2 separate regions of the Mus musculus genome follow, and region 2 is linked to region 1. Evidence: chromatin loops called from intact Hi-C (ENCODE). Cell type or tissue: heart. All regions are shown on one strand. Each heading gives the region's core, and the rest is flanking DNA. Links, peaks and the distances in the headings are about the cores only. Region 1 holds the start of Kif26b (kinesin family member 26B). Region 2 overlaps Smyd3 (SET and MYND domain containing 3).

What was found. Hi-C counts contacts between places; a loop is a spot of excess contacts. Peaks named below come from ENCODE experiments on the same cell type or tissue, not always from the same donor. Only the 100,000 strongest peaks of a DNase experiment are listed, where the experiment ranks them.
Region 2: it touches region 1 in a loop (8-fold over the local background); 25 of 42 quality-filtered maps call a loop at or near these places.

Annotation. Positions count from the first base shown.
Region 1 is chr1:178,522,453-178,530,787 of GRCm38, reverse strand. It overlaps Kif26b (kinesin family member 26B), which reads right to left and starts at 1,663. Exons shown (of 15, transcript NM_001161665.1): 1 at 1,163-1,663; 2 at 1-399. The coding sequence starts at 1,225. In heart, for the core only: a CTCF peak has its summit at 3,486 (motif pointing left); DNase peaks (open chromatin) are centred at 2,157, 2,627 and 3,367; H3K4me3 peaks cover 3,338 bases; H3K27ac peaks cover 3,214 bases.
Region 2 is chr1:178,957,052-178,965,386 of GRCm38, reverse strand. It overlaps Smyd3 (SET and MYND domain containing 3), which reads left to right. Exons shown (of 12, transcript NM_027188.4): 12 at 7,825-8,335. The coding sequence ends at 7,926. Among named protein-coding and RNA genes, the nearest start is that of Gm46249, 190 kb to the right of the region's middle. In heart, for the core only: a CTCF peak has its summit at 4,904 (motif pointing right); no DNase peak of the experiment used is centred there; H3K27ac peaks cover 1,469 bases; H3K27me3 peaks cover 291 bases.

The DNA.
Region 1 (8,335 bases), core at 230-8,229:
TCCCGGGAGGGGTCCCGGCAGCAGCAGCTTGAGAGCCTGCCTCTTCAGCTCCACCAAGCGGGCGTTACAGTTCTCGCACCAGACGCCGCGGTCGGAGCCGGGGGAGGAGCCGCCGCCGCTGCCCGAGCCAGGGGAGCCGGTGCCGAAGCCGGGTGAGCCGCCCAGAGAGCCGGGCGAGCTGGTACCAATGCCCGGAGATGCAGGTCCCGGAGAGCCGGTGAAGGAGCTCGGGGACGAGGTGCCCGAGCCCGGGGACGGGGTGCCCGATGAGCCCAGCGCAGAGCCTGCTCCCTCCGGGGTGGGCCGGCTGCCGGCGCGCGACTCCTCGTAAGCCTTGCGGTACCAGCTCTCAGGAGAGCAGGGCGCTGAGGGCTTGGTGGGCGAGCACATTTCGTTCACCTGCCGGAGAGACGCGCGGCGTCAGGCCCTGTAGAGCCATCAGTCCCCCGTGCGGCGGAGGGCTGGTGGGGGGGGGGGGTCGCCGTCCTGCCCGCACTGATGCAAACCTGCCCTCCATCTATCTCCATCCTTCAAGTGACCAATCCTTAAGGAAGTCCTGTCCCACCCACCCTCGCCAGAGTGACCCGCACGCAGGTCCCCCTCCATTCCTCCTGGGGTCAGCACAAGAGCTTGCGGGGTGTGGATATCCTGCAGCTTCTGCGAGAACACCCAGAAATCCAGCGCCCTACTCTTTCAAACCCGGTACCCACCCCAGCAAGGGCCTAGGTACACAGTCCTAGAACACCCTATCGCAGGGTGGGTGACTGTGACTTCTGGATGTTTACTCATTCGGGGAACAGCCCCCACCCCAGGTCCTGCAGGTAAAGCAAACGGGCTCCCCGCTCCAGGGCAGCGATCCGAGGGAAGAGCAGAGGAATTCCTGGGAAATGCTCCCCCTCGGCTTAACTCTGTCTGCAAGTCCCGAAATACTGCAAAAGTTAAGGGTGTGAGGAAAGGGAGGAACCAAGGGCTGAAGACATTCCCGTAGCCAGGCGAGCTGCAGACCCGCCTCCATGCACGCACGACCCCGCCGGCCGTGGGGACGCCGGTGCACCCGAGAGCTGGGGACCCTGCATCCGCCGCCGGCTCCCGGGAAGCAGAGGACACCCACTCAGATGAGTCCCTGGAAACGCATCTCCTCGTGGACACCGCCACAACTTACCCCGTATTTCTTGCCCCTGGTGGAGACCGCAAGCCTCTCTTTATTTCCGGCTACCGAATTCATGGTGGCTCTTCCAGAGGAAAGGGTCTAAATGTTCCCACAAGGCTACATCCAAAAGGTCTGCCAACCCAGACGCGTCCCCCCTCGTGGTAGGGGTTGGTCCTCAAGTCAAGATTTCTTAATGGGGGGTTGGGAAGAATGAAAGCAAATGGACCCCAGAAGTAATAGCACCAATTTGCAGGAAAGGTTGGAACGGCTGGTGGTTCTCAAATAATGGGTCTTCTCATCTCTCTGCCTCCTCCAGCCACGCGTCCTCTCTTCGCGGTCACATCCAGATCGCTAGCATTTTCCTCCACCCGGCCAGCGCGCGTTCTCCTCTAGCGGGGCCGAAACGGAGGAGGACGGCGGCGAGGACGCAGGGAGGCTGCAGGGAAGGTGGGCGAGCCCTCGCCGAGCCGAGCCGGCGGTGGGAACTTGCCTCCTTCCCCGAGCTCGCTAACTGAGTTCAAAGAAATTCTCCCAAAATATAAGGATCCAGACTCGGGGAGGAGCCACGGCGTGTCGCCGAGCCAATATGCGCCGTCCCGTTTTCTCCTGACAGTTGCGCGCAGGGCAAGGAGAGGGCGGCTGTACGCGGCCGGAGAGCAGCCCGCGGTCAGGACGCGTGTGTCCGTCCGGGAGCAGCGCGGAGCCTAGGGAACCTCAGCCCCGCCGCCTCGGAGCCCGCCGGGCCGCCGCCGCCGCCTCGCCTGCCGCGATCCATTTACGGCGCGGCGCTTGGGCCTGGCATCGCCAGGCGCAGCCGGGGCGGGGGTGGGGTCGTAAATCTGGCTCCGGGCGGGGAAGTTGCTGGCGAGGGGCCCACAGCCCCGGGCTCCGGTGCTATCCAGCGCGCGAGCCTGTAGCTCGGAGTCGGCCGAGCTGCGCTGAAACGCAGCACCCAGGCCTCCCCGCCCCCCTCCCCGAGAGCTGGTCTCTTCCTGGCAAGGCGTGCAGGTCTGCCTTTGAAAAGCCGTGCAAACGGATTGAGTCACAAACAAGTCCGCAAACAGGCCGGGACCAACCCCCCCGCCCTTTGTTCTCCCAGACCTGCCTGGCAAACCTTGTCTTGATTCGCCCTCCTAGCCCCAGCGGGCCAGGGGACCCTCCTCCCCTGGACCCCGATTTGAGCACCGGGAGCCTTGAGCCCCCCTTCCCGCGCCCGCCCACGGGCCCAAGCCCCTGTTAATGAAGGGAAAACCTCCCGAGACCTGCACAGGTGAGCCCGAGACCCAGCCTGTAGCTGCCAGGCTGGGGAAACTGAGGGATTGGTCGCGCCGAACGCGCGCGGAAGGACTGCGCGGGCCTGGAGAGGGGGTGTGGCGCGAGCTGATCGACCTCGGGGACTGGGATCGTCCCCTTGCCCCTTTGCACGGTTGCCTGCCAGCACCCGGACCTGTGGGATCTCCAGAGCACCCAGCTGTCGCCCGCTGTCTGATTCCCGTCCCCCGCCCGGCGCAGCGCCCAGGAGCGCAGGAAGCCGGCGTACGCCGGGCTCCACACGTGGCTGCTCCGGGGTGTCATTTTTCATTTCCCGGGAGGACATTTCTTCTGGTGAGCCGGCAGGTCTATTTTGTTGTGACCTTTAATTAACACCCCACGAGACGCCTCCTGCGGGACCAGCCGGGCGCGGAGATCACGTGTGGTGTAATGGCATCTGGGTACCCCGGAAAGACCTGGCCTGGGGCTAGGCGGGGGCAGGAGGACATTTCGGGCTTCCCTAGTCGCTGTCTTCCTTCAACATATGCAAGAGAAAGGAGGGGGCAGAATACAACAATTGGGGTGCTAGAACCCGGGGCAACGCCCCCCCCTCCTGTCTTCCTGTGTGAACCTTCGGCGCCTCCCGGGCATCGCCATCCCCGCCCAGCGCCCTCTGCAGCTGGTGCACCCCGGATATTTCATAGCCTCTAAAGCGAGGCGAGAAGGTCAAAATGAAGATGTTGAGAACACTGTGGAAGTTTCCATTACGTTCCTACTTCCAATTTCAACGCGATCATATCTGCCGAAGACCTTAGGGGGACTGGTAGCCTCCAGGCAGCCCAACTGCAGCCGCATCTGTATTCTGCCTAGGTGCCGCGGAAAATATCGTCGCCATTAGCTACGCGCGGCTTATCAGCCTCAAAGCAGCATGTGGCCAGGTGAAATGGACGAGCCCGTGAAGCCCGAAGTGGGAAAGGTGGGGTGTCGAAGGGAGAGCCATTGCGGAGCTGCACGATTCGTCCTGAAGAATGATGAGCCCTGAGATCTGATGTGCATCTCAAAATATCTTCGGTCCCCGGCGTTTGATGGGCTCGGAGCGCCCTCTGTTGGTGAAATTTTATAGATGGCGGCTCCTCAAGAGAGTTGATGTAAAATCTACATACAGTGAAATGCATAAAATTTAAGTGTAAAATTCCATGAGTTTCTATAAATAAATACATACACGAATATATCTATATATGTATATATATACAATATATATATACAATCTAATATATATATACAATCTAATATATATAATATATATATAATATATATACATACACAATCTAATATATATATATATATACAATCTAATATAGTCCCCAAATTAAGGTGTAAATTCTTCTCACTGACCCGCCCCCCCCCTTCCCAGCAGTCCCACCCCACATTAACAATTAGCAGTTACTGTTCCGGCCTCCATCACCACAGTTCACTTTTGACTGATCTTGATTTTTTATTTTTATTTATTTATTTATTTATTTTTGGTCTAGAGAATCCGAATATCTTTTGTGTTTGGCTTAACATGGTTTGGGGTTTCCTGTTACTGTTTGCATGGGTCTGTTTCCTATTTTGCTGTCTTACACGCCCCCCCCCACTTGCCTTTCTTTTTAATTGAATAATGTTTTCATATTCTCTGGTCCTTTGACTGAGCCCCTAGCTCTAATGACTCTCATATGAATCTTTGACTTAGCCTGGGCTGTTCAGAAGTAGCATGGCAGACTTCATTAAAATGTACACTTTTGGCAGTCCCAAGTCTATTTTACCTCTGTCCTTTGAGCTAATGGTTTAAATCTACACATTAAAAAAATCCTCAATATGATTGTTTAAATTATGTGTTAAACAATCTGTCTTCCCATAGAACTATGAAAATATGGTTCTGTTCATGTATTTACCCAGGTTTTTTGTTTGTTTGGTTGGTTGGTTGTTTGGTTGGTTGGTTGGTTGGTTTTGGATTGTTTGTTTGTTTGTTTGTTTGTTGCAAGTCTGGATTTTTCTCCTCCTGGAGAACCAAAATTCCAGCTAAATTCTTTTCTTTCAGCCTGGAGAACTCCCTTTAGCCTACCTGCCTGGCTGCCTGTCTTCCTTCCTTCCTTTCCTTCTTTCTTTCTTTCTTTCTTTCTGATTTATTTGTGTTTATTTTATAAGTGTTTTTGCCAGGGTGTGTGTGTGTGAGAGAGAGACGGGGGGGGGGGGGGAGTGCCATGTGCACAGCGGGTGCCTGCAGAGGCCAGAAGATGGTTACCAGATCTGGAGCTGCAGATTGTGAGCTGTCATGTGGGTGCTGGGAACTGAACCCAGGTCCTCTGCAAGAGGACCCATCTCTCCAGCCTCTCCTTGCTGCAACAAATACTCTCAGATTTGCTTATCTACCTTGCCTCTCCATTTAAGGACTCGATTAACTGGATGTAGAATTCTCAGTGGTACTTTTAGTGTTTTTAGAACGACTTCTCTGCCTTCGACCTGGGTAGAGGTGACCTGTCGTCGTCATGGGTGTTCCTTGGTCTGGTATGTGTTCCTTTTTTCCCTGGGTGCTTTGAAGATCTTCTCTTTACATTTTTCTTTCTTGGGAGTTTGACAAAGATGCTTCTGGGTGTGGGTCTGTGTTCATTCTACTTAGAGTTTGCTGAATTCCTAGAACCTGGAAGTGTGTATTAGTTACTATTCTGTTGCTATGACAAAATACCCTGACCAAAGCAACTTTAGAAGGAAGAGAGGCCATTTTGGCCTATAGTTTCTGAGGAAGTTATGGGGAAGGCATGGTGGTGTGAACAACCGATAGATCACACTTCATTCCCACGCAGGAAGCAGAGAGAAAAGAAGTGAGGCCAGCACACAAAGCCTCAAACCCTCCTCCCACCCCCAGTGATGCCTTTTCTCCAGCAAGGCTCCACCTTTAAAGGTTCTATAACCTTCCCAAACAGTGGCACCAACTGGGGATCAAGTGTTTAAATACATGAGCCTATGGAGAGCGTTTCTCATTCAGTTGACCATAAAGTTGATCTATAAAATTTTCACCAGGTTTGAGACTTTTTTTTAGGTATTTTCTTCATTTACATTTCCAATGCTATCTCAAAAGTCCCCCATACCCTCTCCCCCCCACTCCCCTCCCCCCCCCACTCCCATTTCTTGGCCCTGGCATTCCCCTATACTGAGGCATATAACGTTTGCAAGACCAATGGGCCTCTTTTTCCACTGATGGCCGACTAGGCCATCTTCTGATACATATGCAGCTAGAGACACGAGCTCCAGGGGGTAACTACTACTTATTCAAATCTTTTTTTTTTTAGATTTATTTATTTATTATATGTAAGTACACTGTAGCTGTCCTCAAATAGAAGAGGGCATCAGATTTTGTTACGAATGGTTATCAGCCACCATGTGGTTGCTGGGATTTGAACTCGGGACCTTCGGAAGAGCAGTCTGCGCTCTTAACCACTGAGCCATCTCACCAGCCCTATTCAAATCTTTTTACCACCCCATTCTGTGTCTTTCTGTCTTGCTGGGACTCCAATAGTGTGTATGTTGTCCTCATGTTCTTAGGTCATGACACATGGGTTACTGGCTCACTTTGGGCATATTCTCCCTGTTCTACAGGCCAAATCATTTCCATCGATCCATTATATGTCAACTGGCTCTTGTTTCTGCTGTTTAACCACTTGTAGAAGGAGTATCTTAGGTCTGTATGGATGTAGCGCCTGTCAATAATAAATCTGATCGCCTATGGGTTAGGCAGAAAATAGAAGGTGGGACATCTGGGAGGCAGAAAGAATTCTGGGATAGAGCCAGGTAGGAGATTCACTCTGGAAGATATGAGGAGCCTAGTACTTGATACCTGAGCACAGGTAACCAGCCATGTGGCAGTGTGCATATTAAGATAAATGTGTTATCTTAAGTTATGATTCTTGTCATAGAAGATCCTAGCTAAATGGCCAAGGTATTTGTGAATATATTTTGAGTCTGAGTCTTATTTCTGGGAACATGGGGTTAGGAGGTAGAACCAGGCCCCTAAATTCTACTCTGGTGGACATTTCCCGTGTGTGTGTGTGTGTGTGTGTGTGTGTGTGTGTGTGTGTCTGTGTGTCTGTGTGTCTGTGTGTCTGTGTGTGTGTCTGTGTCTGTGTGTGTGTCTGTGTGTGTGTGTCTGTGTGTGTATGTGTGTGTGTGTGCACATGCGCCTGTGTATGTATGTATATGTGTGTGCCTGTGTGTGTCAGTGTGTATCTGTGTGTATGGCTGTGTCTGTGTGTGTCTATCCATTTTACTTAAATTATTTAACATAGAATAATTTCATTTTACCCTTCCTTTGTTAGGGTAGCTCTATTGAGTTATTTCCTTTACAACTAATAAAACCGTCCTGATACTTGTTCTTCATAACTAAGATGTGGCCCTTCTGGGGTTTCAGTAGAAAGTGCCACAAGTTTTCCAAGCATGTGGAACTTGAGACTGAGCTCAGCTCCCCTGCAGCAGGGTAAAGCACTGTTCACTCTCTCGCCATCTGCATGTCATCTTTCCTAAACTTCTTGGAGATCTTCTCTGTTCCAGAATGCCAGTTAAAAATCAGAAGGAATGTATGGCAGTCTTCAAGGTAGCCTCCTGTGGCTGGCTCTGCTCCAGGATTTCCCTGCTCTCTTTCCATCCAGACACCCCTGAACCCCAGCAAGTACAATCTCAAACCATGAAGAGTGTTTTACTCTACAGCCAAGCCACTGGACTCAGCAGAACCTTTCTCCTGGGTACTGAGTGCCCCGGGATCTGCTGATTGTTCTTCTCAGGAGCTTTAAATTGGTTTGTGGTTGGTGTTCTTGTTCATTTTTACCATTGTTTTTGTTGAAAATCTTGATTTTGTATCTAAGGTGCTTGCTCCATAATTCTATTGTCAAGGGTTTCTTCAGCATACCTTAAGCCTTTAGAATTCTTCCCCCACCCCCCACCCCCGTGGTGAAACCCGAGACCTCATACTCACTGGACAAGTGCTCCACCGCTGAGCCACACGCCAGCTGAGTGTGGCTTACACAGTTTCAAGGGGAGACTAGCCAAGACTAGCTATAGTTTCACTTTCTCTTAAACTGAAGATTCCCAGTGATACAACTAAACCTTTGCAAAGAGGAATGGGCCAGACCTATGCCGTGTTTCTCATTTCTTCAAATTCAAGGATGTTGGTAGTATTTCTTCAAGATTTAGCTTGCATTTAGTGACCCTTATGTCAGGAATGAAAAGTAACTGTACATTGGCTTGTAACAGCACATGCCTTCTATGAAGAGTAGTTAATTGAGCCCATTGACACCGTTGGGTGAGAACAGGGTCGGTCTCTGGTCCCTGTATGATCACAAAAATACAAAGGAGTGAGAATGGGACCCATGATCCGCCTTGCTTGTTACTTAATTATTAAAGGCACATAAACTTCCTCAGGAGTGCTTCATGGTGCATTCGTATTTCACAGCATTCAATTTAGCTTCCTCTTTGTTTATATCTCAAATATGAATGGCTCATAAAATTTATAGCCAACATACATTATGCCGTTGTGCGTTGGAGAGCCTAAAAGTACACGTCAGAAATAAAAGCCCCAGATCAGCCTGGCAATTCCTAGTTGCTACACAGAATATAACAGATTCCACTCCTTTTTAATATCTTTCCTTTGAACTAATTTCCATTTCAGTCCAGCCAGCAACATGCCAACGGAGCCAGTCGAGTGCCTGTGCCAGAGGCGGCTGGGTTTCTCCTTGAAAGATAATTAAAGCAGCTTACACTGTCCATGTGGCATCTTGATGAATATGCAGGCAATATTTGCATATGATCTACTGGTGTTCTGGGGCCATATGACCATGTGTGCGGGCTGCCAAGCTGATGATTTTAATTTGTGAGTTTGGTCACTACTGTAGTGGAAGAGAAGAG
Region 2 (8,335 bases), core at 318-8,317, 430 kb before region 1:
AGCCCTTTCATCACGGCATGATGCAGATGTTCTGCACGTGGACGGCAGGCACAGTAGCGTGGATGTTCCTGTGCATCTAAGGATAGTCCTCTCAGTTAGTGCTGTGACAAAATGCCAAAAGCAACTTGGAGAGGCAAGGTTTATTCTACCTTACAGCTTGTAAGTTCAACGCCAAGAAAAACCAGGGCAGGATTTTAGAGCAGGAACCTGGGCAGAAGTTGGAGCAGAAGTCAATTGCTCTGACTTGCTCTTCCTGGATTGCTCAGTTTGCTTCCTTATACAACTCAGGACCCACACTGGACTCCCACATCAGTCATCCATGAAGAAAATGCCCCACAGGCTTGCCCACAGTCCAATCTGATGAGGCCATTTTCCCAACTGAGGACTCCTGTCCCCAAATCTAACTTGTATCAGGTTGACATAAAACTAGCCAACTAACATGGTAAAGTTTTTTTAAAGTCTATATTAAAATATGAATTACATATATTATTGTAATTGTTTTCCTATGTGATGGAAAACTACCTGAATTTGGCAAGAGATAAAAAGCTAAGTAAATGCTCCCCTCCCCCAAATTAAAACCAGAAGGCATTCTCGCCCAGATTCATTACTCAAATAAAAATGAAACCCAAAACAAATACTCAGCGTAGCAGAGGATGAAATGATTCCTTGCTGAGAGGGGAAGAAACACCTGAACCAGAAACCCCACAGAATAGCTCCTTGTCTTCAAGTGTGTCTGGGGAAAGGAGTTGTTAGTCCCCAAACCCAAATTCAGCAAAAACATCGTTCAAGCGCTGGAAAGGAAACCAAGCTGTTCACAGCTATAGGAAAACGAAAAAAAAAAAAAAAAACTTGGCACCATCAGGCCTCACCTAAAAGAATTGCCACCCCAACGCCTCTAAAACAAAAGAAAAATAACACAGGAAGAAATCTTGAAGCATCAGGAAGAAAGGCTACAATAAACAAAAGTCTGAATGAGTAGAATTTCCTTCTCTTCAGTTTTCCATGTTGATAGTTGAAGGAAGCCAGACACTGGCTGAGGTGGTTCTAGAAGTCTGTGGTGCAATAGCTGGATACTTAGATTTGGGGTTGGGGATAAAGGTAGAGAGAAGGGACGTTGCTCTCTGTGATTCCACCTGGTAAAAGTGAAGATACCAGTGGACTATAATGAGGAAGGAGGGGTGGTCTAAAACAACCACTTCTTAAACGCCGTGTAAAGGAATGTACTCAAAGGCACTACAGGGTGGAAAGGCCGTGTGGCTCAGTTGGTAGCGAGCTTGCGAGGCTCACACAAGGCCAGGGCTTTGATCTCTAGCATCTCATTACATGAGTGTGGTGGTGCTCTCCTGTAATCTCAGTGCTGGGGAGGTAGAGGCAGCAGGATGGCAAGGTCAAGGTCATTCTTACCTACATAGCAAGTTCAAGGCCAGCCTAGACTAAATAGACCTTTAAATGACATGCTAAAAGAGATATGGCAAAACAAGGGGATTCCAAAAAAAAAAAAAAAAAAGACACATCAAAACAGGTAGAAAGAACAAACAAAAAATAAAATGTAAAACTAATGTAGTATTAATTACATTGTAAATATAAATGTCTATATAAATATATATAAGTACATATATAAATATATATGTCTATATAAATAAATATAAATATAAATGTCTATATAAATGATCTAAATCAAGAGTTCTCAACCTATGGGTCATGGCCCTTTTGGGAGTCAAACAACCCTTTCACGGGGATTGCCTAAGACCATCAGAAAATACAGATATTTGCATTGCAATCCATAAAAGTAGCAAAATTACAGTTATGAAGTAGCAACAAAAATAATCTTATGTTTGGGGGGGGGCACCACACATGAGGAACTGTACTAAAGGATTCCAGCATCAGGAAGGCTGAGAGCCCCTGCTGTAAATACTCTGGAAGGCAAAATTTAGTAGAGCAGATATATTTGAAAGTAACCCAGTATGTGCTGTCTGTAAGAGACTCTTTAAACATAATGCTATGGACAGACTGAAAATAAAAAGAGATGATACATCATGAAAATATTATAAAAAATAGCTTCAGTGGCTATGTTAATATCATGAGTAGACTTCTTACTAGAGATGAAGGACCTAGAATGGAAATGTAGTCAGTCTACCCATAAGATGCAACAACACTAAACATAGCTGCATCAAAGCACACAGTTTCAAACAGTACAGACAAAACCTGGTACAGCTCTGCCATGGAGCCTGAGGCAGGAGGATTACTAGTTGGAGACCAGACTGGCCACCCTAGCAAATTCAAGGCCAGTCTGGGTAGCATAGCAAGACTCTGTCTCAGAACCTAACCAAACCAAACCTGTAGACCTGAAAGAAAACAGAAAACCACAAGTATAGGTAAACGTGAAGCCTGTGTCTACAATTCATAAGAACAAACAGACAGAATATCGACAAAGAGAGAGGGAAATTTATTACTACCACTAGTGATGTTTACGTGAAGAACACATGTCACAGGAGAACCCAGGACACATTCTGGGCCATTAGTCAAATAATCAATTAATGTGAATGGTTCATAAGTGTAAGAGATAGATAAATGCTCTGGCCTCAGCAGAATCAAATTAGAAATCAATAACAGTACTTGGAAACAAAATCAAGGCTCCATCCCCCCACCTCTGTCTGGTGTGGTATGTCACATAGCACAGTGCAACCAGAGGTGTGCTTTCCTTCGATGACACCAAGGTCTTGGGAAAGTACGACTCCTTCAGAGTCTCTGGCACTGTGTTAATATTGATTGGGTTGGTTCTGAAGAGATTGCTCACAGTTAAGAACATCCACTGCTCTTGCAGGTTAATTCCCAACACTCACATGGTACCTTACACCGTCTGTAACTCCAGGGGATCATTGCCCTCCCCTGGCTTCTAAAGGAACTAGGTAAACATGGAGGTGTACACACATGCATGCCGGCGAAACACCCGGCATATAAAACAAATAAGTATTTCTAAATGTTGACAGATTAAAGATAATAACACAATAATGTGTGTGCGCACATGGGTGTGCATTTTGCCTGAATGTATGTGTGTGAACCATATGTGTGCAGTGCCCATGGGGGTCAGAGAAAGGCACTAAATCTCCTGAAACTGGAGTTACAGGCAGTTGTGGGCTGATTTATGGGTGCTGGGAATGGCACTGATGTCTTCTGCAAGAATAATAGTTCAGGGTTCTTAACCCCAGGGCCGTCACTCCGTCCCCAACAACAGCAGCTCTTTCTGGCCTGGTTTCTGCCACTGACCATGTCTGGAAGCCCCTCCTGTGGGCACCCCAGCAGTCTGCTTTCTCTGTGATGATGCATAGGCACAAGCTGTCTGACAAGGCCAGAGACCCTCCCACAGCAATGGCCCTGACCTAGTCCCTGGAACTGCCTGTCAGTGTAGCGTACATGAGTGAACAGGTGATCCCTCCAAGGATATCTAGCCTCCCTGGAGCGTAGCCCTCAGGGTACCTGACACTTAGAGTGGGTCTGGGATGTTGTAGAGTGGTGTGGGGTCTGCAGGGAAGCTTCTGAGCTCACATGGGGCCTCGGAGACGTTGGCGTTTCCTGCTGCCTGCCTCAATCAGTGGCTCTGGAGCCGCCTGTGGGCACAGCTTTGCTTGATGTCCCCTACTGAATGCCACGTCCACCTCCCCTAGCCCACACATGGCTTTCATCTTGGGATGGGCAGAAGAAGGAAACTCATCCGTGTCCCGCTGTGGAGACCCGATACACAGGCTCTTATCATGTGTTTCTTTTCCTTCTGATTTTTGTATCCATATTCAAATCATGCTCGGGGAAGTCATTTATTGCATTCCCCGGGCTCACAGTAGAAAGCATATGAGATCCTTGATAAACTTAATATACTTATATTAAAAATTAATAAGAAAGCCACATTGTTTCCAGCTTTAAATCATAATTTGATCTCATTCATTCTATTTAATACATGGTCACAATTCTAAAATTACGTTGTTTTTTTTTTTTTTTTTTTTTAAAGATGTGATGAGATGGAAATGTGTCGTGGGAGCCTTTTCTTTATTTCTCAGAGAGCCCTTTGCCTCTCAAGCAGCTGACTGTCTACATTGCCATTTCCAGTGTAACATTCGGAATCCGAACGGGGGTGTAGCGCATCCCGCTGGAGGCTTCAAATGAGTCCTCCGTGCGAGACTGCATGCAGGCTCCTTTTAAATGCTACCATTAAAAAATAAAATTTAATGGCAAGAGAGAAGCTTTTCCCAAACCAAGCCTGCTCCAGTTTAAATTTCCTTAATCTGTTTTATACTCCACTACAGGAAATTAAACTGGAATTGTCCCCTCTGACGTGCACATGTGTAGCATTTGGGAGGCGCTGAAGGCAGAGAGCCTCAGTTCCCAGCTACCATTGCTATGGCTTGCCCAAGATTTACTGCAGCTTCGTTTGGGGGGTCGAGGTGAGAGGAGGCAGTCCCCGAGCCCATTCAGGGCTCCCTTCCATCCCAGGCACATATTTGCCCCAGGACCATGACAGACACAAGTGGCATCCCATTCCAGAACCAGATCTCGTCCTCCATCACCAGGCCTGCCCATTCATGTCAAATCACTGACACCTTCAGACACATGGAAGTCACTGGCAGACTTACCAGTCTTTTTTTTTCTTTTTCTTATTCTCAATTTCTCTTCTGTATATGACTATCACTCAGAGAAAATCTTGTTTATTAATTATAACTAAGCTCTTATTTCTACACACATGCTTGGGGAAACACAGATCAGCCTTCCACTGCCAGGGTGACAAGAAGCCAGCATTGTCATTAGGCTGTCGGTCAAGTTATAGAGAAATCCAGGTCCCTCTCTAGGTAGAGAACCCCTGAAACACAGCCATCAGACAAAGCTTCTCTGCTCAGGAGCTATGAGAAGAAGCCAGCAGAGGGCGCTGTGGCAGCTGAGCCCTTTCTCAAGTCGAGATGCAGGGGCTCTAGCAGAGAACATTTATCCTCAGCAAATCACAAGCACAGCCAGCCCGAGATAAGTAGAAAGGGACCAGATAGACACAGTGGCTTTCAAGTCAGAGAACTTGCCATGAAGGTTCTCTCTGATCCAGAATCCTCTATAGTGACCCCATCATTCGGGTCCCTGTCTCAGACCCCGGCATGTCCAGCGCAGCAGAGGGCCCAGGGCGGAGCAGGGAAAAGAGAATAAAACATGAGGCACCAGATGTTGCTCTCTAATCTTCTCCCAGAGCCTGGCTGCCTGCAAGGTGGGGCAGCTCCTGCTCTTCCCCACTATTCCAGCAAGCCCTGCCTTGGGATATGTGTGCAGTCACTGCAGGACAGACCTGTGCAGATTAACAAGAAACAAGTTCCCTGCATCTGTCCTGGCCCCTCCTGTGGGCCTGACTGCCAGTGTCAGTCCAGAGCCATTTTCAAATGTCCTTTTATTTTCTCCCAACATTGATCTGTAACCCTATCTCCTGCCTCTCTGCCACCCCCCCCCCCAACACACACACAGGTTGAGGGAGAAAGGCAGAGAGAGACAGAGATAGGCAGCAGGCAGGCAGATAGACAGACAGTAGACAGACTACTTTCAATTTTCTTTTTCTCCTAACATCTAGCCATAGCCACATCTTCTGCCCCTCCAACATGGACACACACACACACACACACACACACACACACTCACACAGGTTGAGAGAGGGAGGGAGGGAGGGAGGGAAGGAGGGAGGGAGAGAGGGAGAGAGAAAGAGAGATTGATTGAGGGAGAGACAGGCAGGCAGATAGACAGTCAGACAGAGAACACCTTTACAGAAACCCGAAGAGAAGCCAGGAGCACAGGCTAACAGCAGCCACCAGTCTAAGGCTTTCTCGCCCTGCCTTCAGTCTTCCTCTCTGTAGAGGCCAGGGCGTCTGACTTGATGATGTCGTGTGGACAGAGGGGATTCACTGTGAGACCTCTCAGTGCTTTCCAGCTCCAAAGTCTCTGCAGCCAAGGAGGATTTGTCCCAACAAATGCCTAGCAGAGTAAAAGCAAAAGAGACACACGCACACACGACGACAACAGTAGCACCAGGAGCGAACCCAGAGACTGAAAGATCTGTGTCCTATCATAATGTAAGTCAGCTGGAAGTGACCTAACTCTTCAAGAGTGGTTTATAAAATAATATCCACAGACGCAGCAGAGCTGTTCACACCTGTACAGGGTGAATCATGCTGACTTTAGATTAGCACCAAGTAGCAGACAATGGCTGTGATTTCTGGGAGTTACTGCGCCTGTCCTCAGTGGGGTGTGGGGGTATCAGGTTGTCCTGGAGTCCATTGCCTGGTGCTTCACAGCCACCAGCACCACCCCATAAAGGGTCTTTAGAGCACAGTCACACCGGATACAGTAGCTTTGCATTCCTTCCCCTCTCCACATCCTGCCTTCCATTGAACAGTACATGGTGCTGCTGCTCGGGTCATTCATCTCTCCATAGCAAACCATCCAAAGACTCAGGAGAGTGAAGAACAATAAGATTATGTTCACAGTTCTGAGCCAGGAATTGGGATTGAACACAGCAGGTGTGGTGGTTTGCATATGCTTGGCCCAGGGAATGGCGCTGTTAGGAGGTGTGGCCTTGTTAGAGTAGGTGTGTCACTGTGGATGTGAGCTTTAAGACCCTTGTCCTAGCAGACTGCAAGCCAGCCTTCTGCTAGTTGCTTTCAGAACAAGATGTAGAGCTCTTAGCTCCTGCAGCGCCATGCCTGCCTGGATGCTGCCATGCTCCTGCCTTGATGAACCTCTGAACCTGTAAGCCAGCCCCAATGAAATGTTGTCCATATAAGAGTTGCCTTGGTCATGGTGTCTGTTCACAGCAGTAAAATCCTAAGACAGCAGGAATGGGTCTCCAGCTTTTCCACAGTGCCTGGCTGGCTTCTGCTTGGATGCTGAGGTCATCTAAAGCCTCTCTAGGAGTTAGTCACCCACAGCTGCCCACATGTGGCCTCAGCATCTGGCTTGGGCTTTCTCAGGGTTTGGAAGCTGCTGTCCCAGAAGCAAATGCTAGTGACTAAAGCAGAGACTTCTTGCCTCTAGGTTGCTAACTTTATTTCTGCTGTGCTCTCGTCCTGGAGGATTCACAAGCTCCATCCTTTTTTTTTTTTTTTTTTTTTAAGTTCTAGAGGTTGAATGTCAAGACTTAGTAAAAGGCTGAGCATGGAAGCCTAAGGAAGGGACTGTCAAAATGTCAACACCATGCTAGCACATCCCTGGAAGAGAATGTTAACTATACACATGTTGTATATAGTCATTAAGAACCTGGAGGTGAGCATAAGATGCAAGAAAAAGAATTACCATGGGCTAGTGAGACAACCCAGCATGTGAGAGAGCTTGCCACCAAAATGGCAGCTTGCGGTCTATCTCTGGAATCCACAGGGTAGGAGAGAACCAGCTCCCTCATTTGTCCTCTGACTCCCATAAGCACACCTCGACACAGGCATACCCCCCACCCCCAACATAAAATAAAAAGTAGCATAAAAGCAGCACACCATTTCTTCTTTTGCTCAACATAATGGCCTTAGTGAGAATGACTAAAACCCTCCACTAGCCACCTAACCCTGTGTATCAGTATAGTCACTGAAGATCATATCCGCCCCAGGATGCCCAGTGTGGAGTCCGCCTTCTAAACACCCAGGTAGCACCCATGCCACCTGTATTCTGGCTTTGTCAACCACAGTGCTGCCTACTCCTTAAAGACTGGTTGCTCGCCTGTGGGCCACAGGACTCCTAGGCCTTTGGGAAACCGTGAGAAGCCAGAGAGGGACCTGTCTGTTTTGAGGCATTAATCAGTCACCTGTCCTTTCTCCTTAGGCCTTTGACATTATGAAAGTGACCCACGGCCGAGAGCACAGCCTGATTGAAGATTTGATTCTTCTCCTGGAAGAATGTGATGCCAACATACGAGCCTCCTAAGGACCCCCAGAAGGACGGGGAAGGTGGCGCGCCCTCCATCGAACGCCTTACTGAGGTCACACGCTCTGTGGTGTTTGCTGTGTGGACCTTCTGTAGAAATTGCCAATGTGTTTATGTGGGTAAATGTGATTCTGTGGCATGTCGTGAGAAGTCTTACTCGTGATAGAGCAGAACCATTACAATAAATTAAAAAGACGAGTCCAAAATGCCACTGGCGACTTGGCTTTGCCTATTCTCAGGTGGTTTTGATGGTTAAGATGTCAACATTGGAAGCAGGAGCTTTCCAAAAGAAGAATGGAATCCCAGGCAGCCCCTGAAAGGCAGAGGCAGGTGGATCTCCATGAGTTCGAGGCCAGTTTTGTCTACACAGTGAATTACAAGACAGCCATAGCCTTGTAGAGAGACCCTG